2 separate regions of the Mus musculus genome follow, and region 1 is linked to region 2. Evidence: chromatin loops called from intact Hi-C (ENCODE). Cell type or tissue: left cerebral cortex. All regions are shown on one strand.

What was found. A loop is a pair of places that touch in the nucleus more often than their neighbours do. Peaks named below come from ENCODE experiments on the same cell type or tissue, not always from the same donor. Only the 100,000 strongest peaks of a DNase experiment are listed, where the experiment ranks them.
Region 1: it touches region 2 in a loop (6-fold over the local background); 6 of 42 quality-filtered maps call a loop at or near these places.

What each region holds. Positions count from the first base shown.
Region 1 is chr11:118,420,158-118,428,157 of GRCm38, reverse strand. It overlaps Gm35598 (a long non-coding RNA gene), which reads left to right. Exons shown (of 3, transcript XR_880340.2): 1 at 1-24; 2 at 5,345-5,465; 3 at 5,767-5,997. Among named protein-coding and RNA genes, the nearest start is that of Gm35598, 4.2 kb to the left of the region's middle. In left cerebral cortex, CTCF peaks have their summits at 3,302 and 4,694 (motif pointing left); DNase peaks (open chromatin) are centred at 1,310, 4,318 and 4,671; H3K4me3 peaks cover 400 bases; H3K27ac peaks cover 357 bases.
Region 2 is chr11:118,734,686-118,742,685 of GRCm38, reverse strand. The region is part of intron 2 of Rbfox3 (RNA binding protein, fox-1 homolog (C. elegans) 3); the gene reads left to right. Among named protein-coding and RNA genes, the nearest start is that of Gm11750, 47 kb to the left of the region's middle. In left cerebral cortex, CTCF peaks have their summits at 1,233, 2,501 (motif pointing right), 3,609 (motif pointing right), 4,681 and 1 weaker place; DNase peaks (open chromatin) are centred at 2,537, 3,031, 3,591, 4,146 and 4 more places; H3K4me3 peaks cover 296 bases; H3K27ac peaks cover 2,253 bases.

The DNA of each region.
Region 1 (8,000 bases), 310 kb after region 2:
ACAAAGCGCCAACCCCAGCCAGATGTGAGTTGTGGAGGAGCCTAGACCGCTCCTAGTGCTTTCTATCCAAACAGCAGCCGCCAAGAATTAACTGTGTGTGTGCCCGGCTGGCTGGCTGGCTGACTGGCTGTCCCTACTTCTGGACGCCCCAGGGAGCTGGCACAGGCTAGAAGGGGATGGAGGTGGACGCTTCTGTTTATCTAGAGGTCTTTCCAGATGTGAAGGTGGCTGTGAGCCCAGGACGAGGATATTCCATGCAGGACAGAGACCTGCAAAAAGGCAGAGAATCTCAATTGGTGGTAGGAGCATTGATTTAGGTGTGTGAGTCCCAGCAGTGGTCCCATCTGAGACCCTTGCCATCAGGGCTACTTGTACTCCAGGGACCGAGGGTAAATTTGGTATCCATGATTCCTTTGTAGCAAAATGGCAGGTTGTGTGTTCATGCAAGTATGTATTGGAAGGGGATCACTCAGTTGCTAAGAGTCTAGAGAACCCTATGAGGCAAAGGTGGGCAGGCAGCATCTGGAGGGTCCAGGTCCTCCAGTGAAGCCCTGGAGTGTGGTGCTGGGCCAGCACTCTGCTCTGGACATTCCTTAATCTTACACACATGCCCTCGTGAGTCTCCTCCTGTGGGGATCATGTCCCAGGCTTCTACAGATCAGTCCCTCCTAGCCTCCATCCCCAAACACTGAGTCAGAAAGCTTGCTCTGGGATCTTATTACAACTCTAAAAGAGAGAGGATCTGAACTGAGATATGAAACTACCCTGGTGACATCAGACTCTGAGAGCGCCTTCTCCCTCCCCCTCCCTCTCCCCCTCTCTCCCCCCTTCTCCCCCTCTTCCTCTCCCCTTTCTTTTCTCCTCCCTCTCCCCCTTTCTCCCTCCTCCCTCTTTCTCTCCCCCCATCTCCCCCCCTTCTCCCTTCCCCTTCTCTCCCTCTCTCCATTTTTCTCCCTTTACCCCTTCCTCTCTCCTCTTTTTCTCCCTCCCTCTTTCCTTCCCCTCTCTGCCTCCCCTCCCCACCCTTCCTCCCCCTCCCACCCCTCCTTTCCTCCCTCCTCTCTCTAGGCAGGAGATGCTGGTTTGGGATAGCCCAGGCAAAACAAACAGGCTGCACTTTTCTACTCTTTGCTGTGCCAGCATAAAGAAGGGCCAACAGAATCGAAAGGGGAAGAGAAGGGGTGCAAGCCAGTGCCCCCATCATCTCCTCCCAAGGCTGGGCATAGAAAGGCAGACGTCAAATCCCAGAATGGCCCAGGATGGAAGGAGAAGAGGGAGGATTTGACGTCAGGCAGAAGTCTGTGAATTCCCACAGGCTTCTCCAGAAATTCCAAATCCAAGTGCCAACTCATGAGAAGGAAAGACATTGCTGGCCCTCTGGTACCCGGCGGAGCACTTAAGGACGCCTTCAAGAATACATAGATGTGTTCCACCAGAGATGTGGCCAGCCCCAACCTAGCAGCCCTGAGGAGAGTTCCTGTTGCTTGGCAAATATCTAAGACTGAGCAAATTGCATCCTTGGTTATCTATATAGGAAAAGGCAAAGACAAGATTCCCCTCATTCCTGTAAGTGACATGCCGCTTCCCACCCAGCACATGGACCCAGCCTGTCCCTTGTCTCTCTGTCCCCAACATCTTTCACAGTAGAGATGCCAGGGAGAGCAGGCAGCAGAAGCAAGAGGGACCCTTAACCCCACACCCCCTGTCCAGGGCTGCTGCAGGGTCAACAAAGAGTCTTGGAAATCTTGTGAGGAGAGAATGCAGCATTGCTTTTTATCATGGTCCCACCCAGAAGACTCAGCTTAGTGAAAACCTGGCTCAGAGCAGTACAGCAGGATTCATACAGTTGGGCATGTGACTCAGGAGAGGGACACACACACCCAAGATGGATTTAGGATGGAGGTTGGGAAAGCAGCACTCTCTAATGTAATTCTGAGATGCCAACCTGGGGGTCAAAAGCAGAAGAAAGGTTTAGAGATTCACCAGATGATGGTCAACTCCGCAGCTGGCTCATTCCAACAGGAAGTTCTGCATCCACCCAACTGGTTTCCAAACTCACAGGATTGGTGCCTCATGGACAAAGCCAAGCTGGACTCGGTGTCTCTAATCTGGAATCAACTGGGCCAGATGAACCAGAGTGAGATGGAGATTTCCCAGAAAGCGGCTAATGCAGGGGACCTGGAGCAGCCCTGACCATTCTTCAGGGCAATACATGAAGGTCATGTGGTTTCAGGACAGTTCAAGTCACATTGTACTATTAAGTTTATGTCAAACTCGGGGAGACCAAGACTTCAGGTTGTTTTGTATTTGGGAGATTTGGGGTGGGGTTTGGTTAGCTCGCTTCTGTTTTTAGTTTCTGGTTTCCTTTTGCAGTTGCATGTATTAACCAGGTATGCTGGTACATGCATTCAATTCCAGCCCTTAAGAGGCAGAGATAGATGGAACCCTGTGAGTTTGAGGCCAACCTGGTTTATTTAGCAAATTCAAGACCAGCCAGAGATACACAGTTAGACACTGTCTCAATAAGTAATCAAACAAACAGAATTACCGTGTGTGTGTGTGTGTGTGTGTGTGTGTGTGTGTGCCATCTCCCCATTCTTCTTTCTGATTTTTCCTCTGTGGCAGAGCCTCAGTAACCCAGTAACCCAGGCTGGCTCTCAGCTAATACCAATCCTTCTGACCCATCCTCCCAATTGCTGGGGTTAGATATGTGCACCACCATCCCTGGTGTGTTTGGGGAATTTTGGATAAGCAACCATGACTCGAAGCTTCTCACATGGTTAATAAAAGGGTTTAGGTACATAGGACATGTTACGATATCAATAAGTACTAGTATAACCTTCCTGCTTCCAGACTCTTAGGCCGAGCCCCCACATCTCCCAAGAGACTTAATTGGGACATGTTTATTTTCTTTGAGGTAGAGACTGGGAGAGGAGCAGCTTGATACTAAACACAGCAAAGGGAGCCTTGGGCACGACCCATGGTGCCTGAGTCAGAAGGCTCGGAGGCATGGAGAATTCTACAGGATGGGATTAGGAATGGAGTGTGTCTGAGAGGTGTCATCCCTCACCAACCACAACCCGATCTAGCAGGCAAACAGCCAAAGAGACTCACAAGGGCCAGGTCGAAAAGGCTAAGGAGTAAGAGAATTTATGTGTCACTGAGCTGGACAGCTGTCAGGCCCTAAAACCCTTTGTCGTCAATTTCATTTCTGCTTTGAAACTGTAAGAAAGACAGGAAATTCAGCAAGGCGGAGAATGCTTTGCAGATCTCCCGGTCTCCTTCCATCACTGCCACAAGCACCCCAAGCGGCCAGAACCTGAATGTTTCCCACTTAGCTCAAGCTGTCCCTCTGGGGCTCAGGCAAGGGTCATGGCGAAGCAAAACATAACAAATGAAGCCCAAGATGACTCAGAGCCCGGGTCAGTGGAGCCTGGGTCAGCAGAGCCTAGATCAGCACAGCCTGGGTCAGAGGTCATCATCCTGAGAACATGGGACAGATGTCAAGACCAAGCGCCGCTCCAGGGTCTCCCTGTCAAGTTCCAAAGTAAGCTATGTCTGCCCCAAATTCCCTAGCTACTGCACCTACACAAGGGTGTCTGGGCCAAGCAACAAAGGCTTCCTCCATATTCCCAACCGGCTCTCTCTCCTCAGACCAGGGCAGCTCCTGGGAGAAGAGCACGAGAGACGGTGGAGCATCCCTCCCTGCAGCCTACCACAGGGGCATGCTCTGCCCCGACATATTGTAGTGCTATATTTATTTGCTTTTGTGTATATATGTGTGTATGTGGTGTATCTGTTTGATGTTTTTTGGTCTGTGTGTGTGAGTGTGTGTGTGTGTGTGTGTGTGTGTGTGTGCATGTGTGTGCATGTGTGTGTGTGCGCGTGTGTGCGTGTTGGTCACTCCTCACCCGATTACCTTTGAGATCTCCATCCCCAAGCTTGTCCAGCAGGTGCTCTTGCACCCTGCTGAGGCGTCTCCCCAGTCCCGGCTGGGCAATTCTTTCCTTCTCCCTGGTGACATCATTCCTGCTGCTGTTCTCTGGTTTGGGGAAAGGGCTGTGAGACCTGGGCTGCTGTAGAGAGACACTGGGTCCCCAGTGAGCACAGCATGTCATTAGCAGCCCCATGTCTTCTCCCACTGGGGCCCTAACATTCTGCCAAGCCGGCTATTCTGGGCTCGTCTGCCCGGCTATCCCACAGGCAAAGGCTGGCTTTGCAAACTTTTGAATTCCATTCTGCAGGCAGGCTTCCATGGGTGGTGCTCCACTGCCAAGAGGGGGATGGGGGAACCGCTCAGAGATCCACAGAAGTTGCTGAAACGGGAAAGGAAACCTGGCATCCAGACTAGTCCTGGCCACGGGCCCGAGCTCATGGCTCCTGTCGGGCGCTGCCTGTTTTCTGGGAGGCCTAGGCAGGTGGAGCTCAGGATTGGCAGCTTAAGGGCTGGTACAGGACCTCACAGCTGGAAGGAAAGAAATGTAAGTAAGGACTGTCCCTCTGCAAGGTCAGCACACTCGGGCCGTGGCCGTTCACGCGCCTCTTGATGTTCATTCAGCCATTTAACCTCCCCGTGCCTCAGTTTCTCTGTCTCTACTAGCTCCCTCCGTTTTGGTAAAACATGTCAGTTCACACAGAGGCTTGAAACGACCCTGATGTAATTATCTTAACCTGATAAATAAAGTGACATCGCCCCCTGGTGGAAGGCACAGTCCTAAGCGCTTAACTAGGAGGAGCTGTGAGAGATTGAAAGAAGGGATGGCCAGAGTGACAACCGACCATTATACAGAGCAACAGGAACAAAGTGTGCTGAAAGGCTGTGTGTAAGGGGCAGAGGAAGCCCTGATTGAGTGGAGGCCTGAGTGGAGGTGTACTGTTGACATGGGCATGGCTGTCAGGGACCCCAAGGCCCAGACCCATCCTGACGTCCAAGTGCAAGTGTTTGACAAGTGCATACAGAAACTAGCAGCCGCTGCTTCCTTCTGCAGAGACGGCTGGCCTACAGACTCCTCCCACAGAGACTAGGTAACGTGTCCCTGTGCTGTAGCTAACAAACATACTTGAGGTCCTGGCTTGATGTAGTTATTGATTCCATTCCATCTGAGTGCACACAGCACACGAGCTTTTCTGTATGTGTGTCTGTGTCTGTCCTTTCTTCATGTCCTCACTACCTCTAGTCCAAGGTGTTCTGAATGTGGCAGAGATGCTGGGGCACAGACCATGATACCTCAAGGAATGGTGTGAAGTCCTCCGGGCTGAATGAGGAGCGACGGAGAGACCCTTAGAAGCAAAACCTCTCTCAACCTTCTTCAGCTCTCCTGTCTCTACTCCTCTTTCCCCATAGAAAGTAGAACCCCTGTCCCAGAAATCCTGCCACGAAATCCAGAAACAACATAGAAGCTTTCCCACCTCTCTGTGCAGAAGCTGGCTATCGAAGAAGTTCTCCGACCTACAAAGTACAGAGAGTGAGTGGCTGTTAGGTACTCAGCCTTAGATGGGCGATCTGTTTCAACCGCACTCCACACAAAGCTCAGGGAATTGTGGAAGAGGAGGTGGAGAATGGGAGGAGTGCCGCTGTAAGCTGCTGTCTTCTCGATAGGGCACGACAGTTATGGTTACCCACAGGATCAATCTGGGAAGGTCAGTCGACTTCCCAGCAGGTAGCACTAAGAGGAGGGGGGAGCTGGAAGTGAATATGATCAAGATACATTGTAGACATGTATGACATTGTCAAGCAATGCATAAAACATTCTTTTTTTTTTTAAGGCTTTTTTTTTCTGTAGGACTGAAGAGATAGCCCAGGAGTTACGAGCACTTGCTAAACCTGCAGAGGACCCAGGTTGGATTCCCAGTGCCCACATGGAGACTCACAGCCATCCGTAGTTCGAGTTCCATGGGATCCTACTCCCGCTTCGACCTCCATGCACCAGTCAAGCACACGGTGAATATGCATAAGGGCAAAACAATCAGACACAAAACCAAAGGAAGAAGTTGTTCTTTAAAAATATATATATATTTATTTTATTTACATGAGTACACTGTAACTATCTTCAAACACACCAGAAGGAGGCACTAGATCCCATTACAGATGGTTGTGAGCCACCATGTGGTTGCTAGGAATTGAACTCAGGATCTCTGGAAGAACAGTCAGTGCTCTTAACCACTGAGCCATCTCTCCAGCCCCCAGAAGTCTTTCTTAAAAGAGGAAGTTTACATATTTTTGAAAAGTCTTCTGACCCATCTTGTTTGGTGATATCCCACATGAACTTCAAGCCAGAAGGAGTCTTGTTCCCCACCTGGCCAATGTTGCTGCAAAGGGCCAAGGAGACACCAAGCAAACATTCCTGCCAGTTCCTCCCACTAGATCCTCTCACCAGCCCCCTACCCCCCCCCCGCCACTAAGTCCTCCCAGTGGGTCCTCCCATCAGATCCTCCCATTAGGTCCTCCCACTAGGTCCCCCACTAAATCCTCCCACTAGGTCCCCCACTAAATCCTCCCACTAGATCCTCCCACTAGGTCCTCCCACTAGATCCTCCCACTCATCCTAATCCCATTAGGTCACATTCCTTTTGTCCAATCATGTTTATATATGCAGTTCCTTCTTCATCAAATCCAAGCATTAAAATAATGTTCCCAGGCTAGAGCTGGAGTTCAACTGGTAGAATGTGTGCTGAGCATGCCAAAGCCCTGGGCGCCATCCTCCAGCCATTCACCACACAGACCAGGTGTGATGGTGCACACCTGTAATCCCAGACACTCGGAAGGTTGGAGTATCAGTTCTGGGGTCATCCTCAGATGTATAGCTAGTTTGAAGACAGCTTGAGCCACGTGTTTCCCGGGATTCTCTGGATTTTGAAGGTTCTCATTTCTTAAACAGAGATTTTGTGAATATGATGTGCTATTCTCTCGCTGCCTGCATTTTGTTACTAGAGTGTAGGCTACTCCATGGAGGGTGAGGAAGTTCAGGTACTTTTCCGATCCTGTGGCAGCTATGACAGCGTCTCCCATAATGCAAAGAAGAATGCAGATCTTCTGGCTTTTCTTAGCCATGGAGCCACTGCAGACTGCTGCTCTGGAGGACATGTACTCACTCCTGCATGAACACGTACTTTGGGCCAGTAGGTTTTCTTCTAGGAATTTATCCTAGGTACATTTTATAGTTGTGCTTTAATAACACAAGGATATTCCCTGAAGTATTGTTGAAATGTGAGATTTTAGGTATTCCAAAAGAATGTTTTAGGGTGGAATTAAATAGCTTCCCTATGGTCTTGGGTAGAAGACTGTATATGGTAAAAAACCTCATTGGTCTCCTGACTCTACAGGAGTAATTCTATTCAAGGTCCCTAAAGGTCAGTTGCTGGGTAGTTGCAGGACTGTGTCATTCAACTTCTGAAGCTTGCAACGAGATGATGAGAAAGAAGTGTTGAAGCTGGTAACAAAAGTATCAATGCAACCCAACATCTCCTAAACAGACCTGTGTGCCTATGGAAACATCATTCGGATAAGGTTAGTATTGCACAATAGCAATACGGAAGGGATGGATTTCTTCTTAAAGAGATATTACCATAGCTACAAAAGAATTGCACACCGTCTAAAAGATATGACAGGGCTGAGAAGAAAACTCAGCTGGCAAAGTGATAGACTTGCAAGCACAGAGGTGAATCCACTGCCCAGAAATCATGTTACGAAAATGATGGGTGTGGTGTTGCAATCCTGGTGCAAGGGGTACTAGAGCTTCCTGGGACTCACTGGGGCTCAGTGGCCAGCCAGGCTAGCCTACTCAGCCAGTTCCAGGCCATCCAGAAACCGAGGTTGTCCTCTGGCCTCTAGGGGAACGCAAGTGCACCTGTGAATATATAAACCCACACAGATGCGTGTTCTCTCTCTCTCTCTCTCTCTCTCTCTCTCTCTCTCTCTCTCTCTCTCTCTCTGTGTGTGTGTGTATGTGTGTGTGTGTGTGTGCGCGCGCGCGCGCGCGCGCCCCTGGAACACCGACTCT
Region 2 (8,000 bases):
TGCTTCTACTTTGGCATTGGACATGCGCCTCCATGTCTCCCTTTGTGGAATGGGAAAGCAACAGTCTTGGGGAAGGTTGTGCCTGGTACTCTGACTGCTAGGGATCAAGACATCTTCTCAAGCCAGAGCCTCACCACCTTCCTGGGGGAGGCCCCGTGCTTTCCTAGGTCTCTCTGTATCCCAGATCTCTAGATCCCCCTAGCTTCACCCACCACCGAATCCCATCCTGGGGAAGCAGAGTGCACAGGCTCGGGAATACCTTCCCCCTGCAGAACCCAGCTCCTTTAGCCATCTGGTTCCGCATACATCAGTACCCTACTGGTGCCAGGGGAGCCAGGAAAGAGAGGCAGCATCTTCTCTCCTCCCCTCCCCTCCCCTCCCCTCCTCTCTCCTCCCCTCCCCTCCCCTCCCCTCCTCTCCTTTTCTCTCCCCTCCCCTCCCCTCCCCTCCCCTCCCCTCCTCTCCTCTCCTCCTGTCTCCCCCTCCCTCCTCCCCTCCCCTCTGTTCCCCTCTCCTCCCCTCCCTTCCTCTCTTCTCCCCTTTCCTTTTCTTCCCTCTTTCCTCCTCCCCTCCCCTCCCCTCCTCTCCCTTCCTCTCCTCCTTTCTCTTCCCCATCTTTACCGTCAGATGGTCCCAGGTGTTCTCTGTTGCAGTGATAAACACTACGACCAAAAGCAAGTAGGGAAAAGAGGGTTTATTTCAGCTTACTTCTTACAGAATTGTGAAGACAAGTCAGGGCAGGAGCTTAAGGCAGGGGCCAACGCAGGAGCCAGTGGAGGGCTGCAGCTTACTGCCTTGTGCAGCCTGTACTTTCATACACCCTAGGACCACCTGCCCAAAGGTAGCCCACCCACTGTGGGCGGGGCCCTCCCTGCCAATCATCAATGAAGGAAATTCCCCAAAGGCTAGTCTGATAAGGCATTCTCTCTCTCTCTCTCTCTCTCTCTCTCTCTCTCTCTCTCTCTCTGGTTTTTCAAGACAAGGTTTCTCTGTATAGCCCTGGCTGTCCTGGAACTCACTCTGTAGACCAGGCTGGCCTTGAACTCAGAAATCCGCCTGCCTCTGCCTCCCGAGATAAGGCATTTTCTTAGCTGATGTCCTCTTAGACAACTTTAGCTTGTGTCAAGTTGACAAAAACCTAACCAGGATACCTCTAGTTCCCTGCTCTCCCCTCCCCCCCAGCTATGCTCTAAGTAGCTCTCTGCTGCCCCCACTTGGCTCAGCATCGCCAGATGTGTGGACCCCAGAGCCAGATCCAGCCACTCCAAGAAGAATAAGATCCAAGCAATGTCTCTCTGGGAGGGGACGCCTGGCAGTGTTCACTCAGGACTCAGCTTCTCTCAGGGCTTCTCAGAGCCGGTTTCTGTCCATCACTAGCTGGATCGTGGTTCTGGAACTTTCCAAGGGACTTGCCATTGCTATGTCATTGTGCTTGCAGGGGTCGGCATGTTGGAATGCACCCATTGAGCAGGATCAGAGGTTGTCACCTTTGAGGTGAATTCAGACCGTGGGACGTCTGGTGATAACCCTTGAGGTTGGGATCAGCAGAGCCTGTGTGAGGCTCAGACGTGGGTCTGCTGTGACAGCCTGGTCTGTCAGTCAGCCCAGTGAATGTCTGTGGCCATGACACTTCTCATGTTGATTCTTGAGGGTGTTCTAGAAAGTTCTTCTCAGCTCCTGAGCTTTGTCTTCTCTGTGTAGCATCTGCTAAGATCTCACCTCCTTCCTCAAACTTGCTTGTAGTGTTGTGTGGTCCATGGCTCTTCCCGGGCTCTCTCATCTGAACACAAGTCAAGCTCCCAGGTCCTTGCACTGCTTTTCTCTGATTTGTCTTCATTGACTTTGCACTGCCTTAGCGGGTGGTGATACGGTGCTCTTAACAGCCCAGCAGTGGGGGTGTGGCTCACTTTGGAGAAGTGGCAGAGATGAGAGGGAAAGCCCACGTGGGCGATTGTTTCATTTGGATGGATGCTGAGTGACTTGGAGAATGACCGTGGCAAGGTGGCAAAGCTCTGACCAGGCCTCTTGGAGCAGGCTACCTTGTACTGCAGACATGTGTCCTGTGCATCTCCTTTATTTACTCTTTCCACTGGGAGGTCTGTATACCACCTCTCAGGCCTGGAGTGTACACAGAAACAGGCAGAGCTTCCTCCTCCTCAGCCTAGCACCTAGAGGAAGAGGAGTAGAGATCTGATTTCCTGATAGTGTCTGCCACTTGTGCCTTGGGGACCCACTGTCCCAGTGATGGAATCGGGCTTGGTTCTAGGATACCTTCTGCACCAACCTCCTGTCTCAGTGACAACAAGGCTGGCTTTGTAGGCTGCTCCCACAGCTCTAAGTGATGCTGACCTCTTCCCACCTGCTGACTCTCCACCCAGTGCCTTCTGTCCTCTTCTCGGGTGTTCATGCCGCCAGCAGAAGGATCTGTCTGCATATAATCTATGTGCAGGCAATTCTGACCCTGCCAGCTGTCTGGGCACCAGTCTGTGCCAGTTAATACCACCAGGTGGCGTTGTGTACCGTGCAACTGCACTGCTGGCTCAGTTCCCTTCTTGACATGACTCATCTTTGGTCTTCTAAGAAACAAGTTGAACAGAAGTAGGAGTGGGGGCATTGCAGGAGGAGTGACCCCAGTCTCCTTTACTGTTACCATGTAACTACGAACCCCAAATCCGTCTCATTAGAGATTCCAAGTGTTCACAGGAAAGTACCTTGGACTTGTTAATTTTTTCTGCTGCTCACATCAGATGCGGTGCACATTATATAATAAGTTTATGTTTGTGAGAAGGAACTGGGTTTTACTCGGAGAAGCTGGGTAAAGGATCCGTCAGCAGGTCCCCTGATGTGCTCACTAACAACTCCAAATAAGTTCCATAAGCTTAGCTCATATCTGGCTCATGGCACTGTGGATTGCTGGCCTCAATCTGGCCCGCTGTGACCACACTCCAGTGCCCAAGCTCATAAAGCAAACGCCTGGCAGCTGGTAGGCAGAGGAAAGTGTTCACCCCGCTTTCTGGTTCTGCAAACTTCCCTTAGAAGTAGAACACGCCCACTGCCACGTCATTGGCCAAAGCAAGTCACATGGCAGTCCCTGCCCTGAAATGGATGGGAAGGTTAGTCCGACTGTATCCCAGCAGAAGTGATGGGAAGATTAGCCTGGCTGCTAGCCACAAAACACCAGCTGGTTCATGGGTCCAGGTACCCGCAGGGAGTGGGGTCCTGGGCTCAGTTTAAGAATAAGAACAGCGATTGCTTCAATGTGGTCGCAGCCCTGTGATGGTCTGAGGGTTAAATGCCGCGCCCAGGGTCAAGATCAGGGTGCAGAGTGGGAATAGCAACCTCTTCAGCTGCTAAGCCATAAGCAGAGCTTTGACAGCCGCTGCCCACTGAGCACTGACTGGCCAACAGCTGCTCTTAAGGGGGTGGGAGAAATGACGTGATGGAGTGTCCATGTCCCATTTATCTCGGCCAAACTCTCATCCTGTCCTGACAAGGATTGCCACGACTCACAACAACTGCTGTTGCAGACTGAGGTGAAAATCAGAGGCAGCAAGCGGGAAGCCTGCTCCTCAGCGGCCTTGATGGGAGCACTGCTATGCAAAGAATCTTCCACCAGGGGGCAGCAGACATCCTCTGCAAACTGCTGCAAAAGAGCTTGGGATCCAGGAATCCAAAGCCCAGAGCTGGTCAGGCCAGGCTTCTATTACAGGTCGTGAATCTGAGATGCACAGCACGGTGTGGCACCTCAAATACTTGCATAATGATCGTCACGTGTCTCCATGTTCCTCAACTCCAACTCACATGCAAGCACGGTATATTGGCATGCGTATAGCCTTGTGTCTATTCCTATGTCAGCTCACACGGTGTGGTCAGTTAGAGTCAGATTAAAAGCAGCACCATGCATGGCTATCTTATTGGCAGTCTGGTTATAAACTTGAACCTTAACATGATACAAGGGGGCTATATATGACATCATAATTAACAAGAGGAAACCGAGGCCCAAGAAAGTTAAATCACCTCCAGGTCCCCCTCAGTCACAGGAGCCGGAGCCCTAGTCCATGTGTGCTGGGTCTAAATTGCTTCCTTTCTTCCCCTCCAGCATTTCTTCCAGACAGCTTGTTACCCAGGGTCAGGAGGTGAGGGTGAGAGGAGGGCGCTGTGGCGCCACCCAGTGGCTCTGCTGGGGAATGTGGATGTTAGGCTGGAGGCAGTGTAAAAGATCAAGGCTGGAGATTTGAAGACTGACGTCCACGAAAACCAACCAGGGCCAGTCTGAGAGATGAAGGGGGGAACTGATAGAAGAGTCACAGGCCACACACACACACACACACACACACACACACACCGCCCCCCCCATCCTTCACTGACCACCAAAGGGACGTGGAGGAGCCTACTGGGAGCATGAAGAGGAGGGGAGCAGGTAGTGTAATTGGCTGGAGATTATGAGGTCTGAAAATCTCCCTCCATGCTAGAAAAGAGGTGTCTCACCCTGGCATCTGAGTGAGAAGATGCCTCCCCGTGAGAAGCTTCTCTTTCCAGGGGTTCCTAACACTTCACACACACACACACACACACACACACACACCCTGTAGCTCCCCATTGCCTGGGTGCACCCTGAGCTAGCCCCTGCTGGTTAAAGGGGGCAATGCTGGAAGGATTGCCCCTAGAGGGCAAACTGACAAGTGTACCCTGCAAAGCCTTGGTAGTTCTCTACCCTCAGGCACTGCAGCAGGTAGAGAGGACGGGCCAATGAAAGTAGCAGCAAGACCACCCGACCACACAGCCCAGGCAAGAGTGTTTTAAGAATCCCACATGAACCCTGGTGTAGAGACATACATCTTTAGTCCTACCATTCAGGAGGTAGACACAGGCAGATCTCTGAGTCTGAGCCAGCCTGGGCTTCAGAGTGAATTCTGAGAGAGAGCTACATAGTAAGACCCTGTCTCAAAAAAATTAATAATACATTTAATTTTTTTAATTAAAAATTTAAAAAATCAGTCATGCAGTGCTGTAGTTTACCTGAATGAATACCAGACTAAGGCGGAGGTACGAAGCGGTATGTTACTGACGAGGCCTCTGGGTACAGAACTCGGAAGTCCAAGGGCCACACCACTCTCTGGATGAATGCATCCCCTCCCTGAGCCTACCCTACCTCCAGCTCCCCCTACCACAGGCTTTAATGGTCGCCAACCACTTTCCCCTCAGCTATGTGCGACTGTGTCTTAGTAACATGGAGAAATGAGTTCCCAGCCCTTCAGGATCAAAGCTGGCCTCCTGCCCCACCTGTTCTCTCTCCTTTGAAGTTATTCTCTTCCACCCCTGAGCCAACCAACCTGTGTGATGCAGGCGGGAGGCTCCCAAGCCTGGTGGCCAGCCTGGGATTGTCCTACCACAGAACTGTCAGAAATGTGAACCATGTATCCCAGGCAGAGAGAGTGACACCCTGGGACCAAAGCCAGTGGCTTGGATGTCTCAACAACTCCCTTGGGATGGAGCCCTCAGAGGCAAGCAGGGAGTGATGACATACTTATTAATAGGGCCTCTCTTAAATACTCTAATGAGTGAGTCTGCTGCTGTGTGTATCCACAGAGTCCCAGGGTGTAGAGTCCGCCCACCCCCACCCCACGCCCAGTGCTGTAAGCTGGAGACCCATATCTATACGCAGCCAGCAATGAAACCTCAAGTTCAGAATGGGAACCAGGGGCCTACAGGACCGAGGGGTGGGGGCTGTATTAGAGAAAAAAATCCAGCCTTGGTGTATGTGAGTGTGGGCTTCTCATCTCTGGGGTCCCCCAAACCATCATATCTCCAACTTCATTTTTCCAATTTCTTGCAAAACATTTATCTACATTGTACCTCCTAGGAGCTGAGTGGTGTCGGGGGGAGCGGAGGCTCATCGTATTGTTAACACTGCCTGGGAGGAGCAGGGAGGAGAGGAGAGAACCAGACGCTCTTCAGACTCTCACGCGCTCCTCTCAGCCACTTGTGTCTATCTGTCTGTCTGTCTGTCTGTATGGTTGGTTCTTTTCCCAAAAGACAGCAGCAGCAGGGGCAGGAACCACAGCCCCCCTCTATTTCTAGCAGAAATCTCTTGATCTCCATGTAATGTGAGGGTCAGGGTGACTTCTGGAGTAGGTGAGCTGGTACCTATGATACCCTTGAGTTGAATCTGGAGGCAGGTCCCTGAGTTGGACGGGGCAGCTGGTAGCTGGTGGAGCCAACGTTGAAGAAATGAGGGGGGGGGGAGCTGGGCTGAGGGGCAGTTGGAATGTGGCTGATAGGACACAGGGAGCCCTAAGTGCAGGTGACAACCATGTGGGTGGTGGCTCTGGCTCGGTCACATCTCTCTTGACCCCACCTTGGGTAGGAATTATTCCCCATGCCTTCTTCTCTCTTCCCCCAATGCCAGCCTGAGGCCAGGTCAGAAACCCAGCCCTGCACGCGCACCTCAAGAAGACAAGGAGGAATTGGGGTGTCAGCTGGTGGAGGGGAAGCTGCTGTAGAGACAGTGGCAGCAGGGGGTGGGGATTAGCTTTGAGAACAAACGAAGAGGCAGAGTGGCCTCTCCCTCAGAGTGACAAGGAACTCAGGCTAACTGGAGGCTCTCAGTGGCTCTCAGACTGGAGCGAAATCGGTCCAGGGAAGCATCCTGTTTGCAAGGTTGCAAATCCTTGCCACAACATCCTGAGAGCCTACTTGAGAGATGCCTGGGGATTCTGGGTGTCACGTCTCCTCCTGTCTGTGTGGACATGGGGCCATGCACAGACACAAATGGACAACACACTCCAGGCCAGGGCCTCCTTTGAAATGCAAGAAGAGAGGCAGCGAGGTTCACAACTAAAAGGATTAAAGGGCCTGGCTGCTGGGCAGAGCCAGGAGAAGCTCTCCCCAGGCCTGGAAGGAGATTAAGGTGGGTCAGGTGACAGCAGCTGTCAGATAAGTGGGGAGAGAAGTTATGAGCGGGGTTCAGAGACTGCTGGAAGCTATGCTTGGGCAGAAGCTTTGGCAGCTGCAGGGCACCTGGCAGGAGATGCCATCCAGTGTGGCCATGCTGGGGCAGCAAGCTGCAGGTGGGAAGGAGTGTACTCACCTACCTGCTGGGCATGCAAGGGCAGACGCTTGCAGTCAGCATAAATCCCGCAGGTCTGAAGGGAAGAATGTCTAAAATAAATCTCTTTAAAAAGTGCTCAGCTTTGGTGGCTAAGGAAGGAGTGTAGGCAGAGCTGGATCCAGCTGAAACTAGTTCACTGTGGTGTGAGGCAGGACCACTGGTTCCCTGAGCTAGGACTGACCCCCAAAGAGCCACCGAGGGAGTTCTCTGATACCTTGAACCTGACTTGGCCATGGCTGTGCCGGAATGCTTTGAAGATTCTAGAAAGATCCTGTCAGCACACAGTATGGCATTCTAAGCCCAGCTGACAGCAGAGCCCCTGGTTGTTGTCTATATGGGAGCCTTGGGTCTGAGAAGCCTGTGTGGTCAGGATGCCTACTAACATACACAAACAAGCACACACACTTATGAACATGTATGTATGTATGTATGAATATATGTGTACACATTGTATCATATACACAATGTATGTACCCAGGCACACAATAAGAGTATGTATATGTACTTATCACATGGTGTATCCTATGGAGTGTACATGCACACACTTGTATAGAACATACACAAATATGTACCTACTGTATAGAACATACACATTGAGTATATATGCATACATGTGTGCACACACACTGCATAGAGCACATTGAGTATATATGTACGTGTGCACATTGAGTATATATGTACACACTGCATTTAACATAACATATGGAGTATACATGCACATATGTGTGCATACCTGCATAGAACATCGATGCAGAGGAATGTATATGAACAAAATACACACTCTGCACAGTGGTCCATATGATGCACATACATGTATACACTGTATAGCACATACACATGCGGAATGTGTATAGTACACACATGCACATGAACACACACTATACATGCA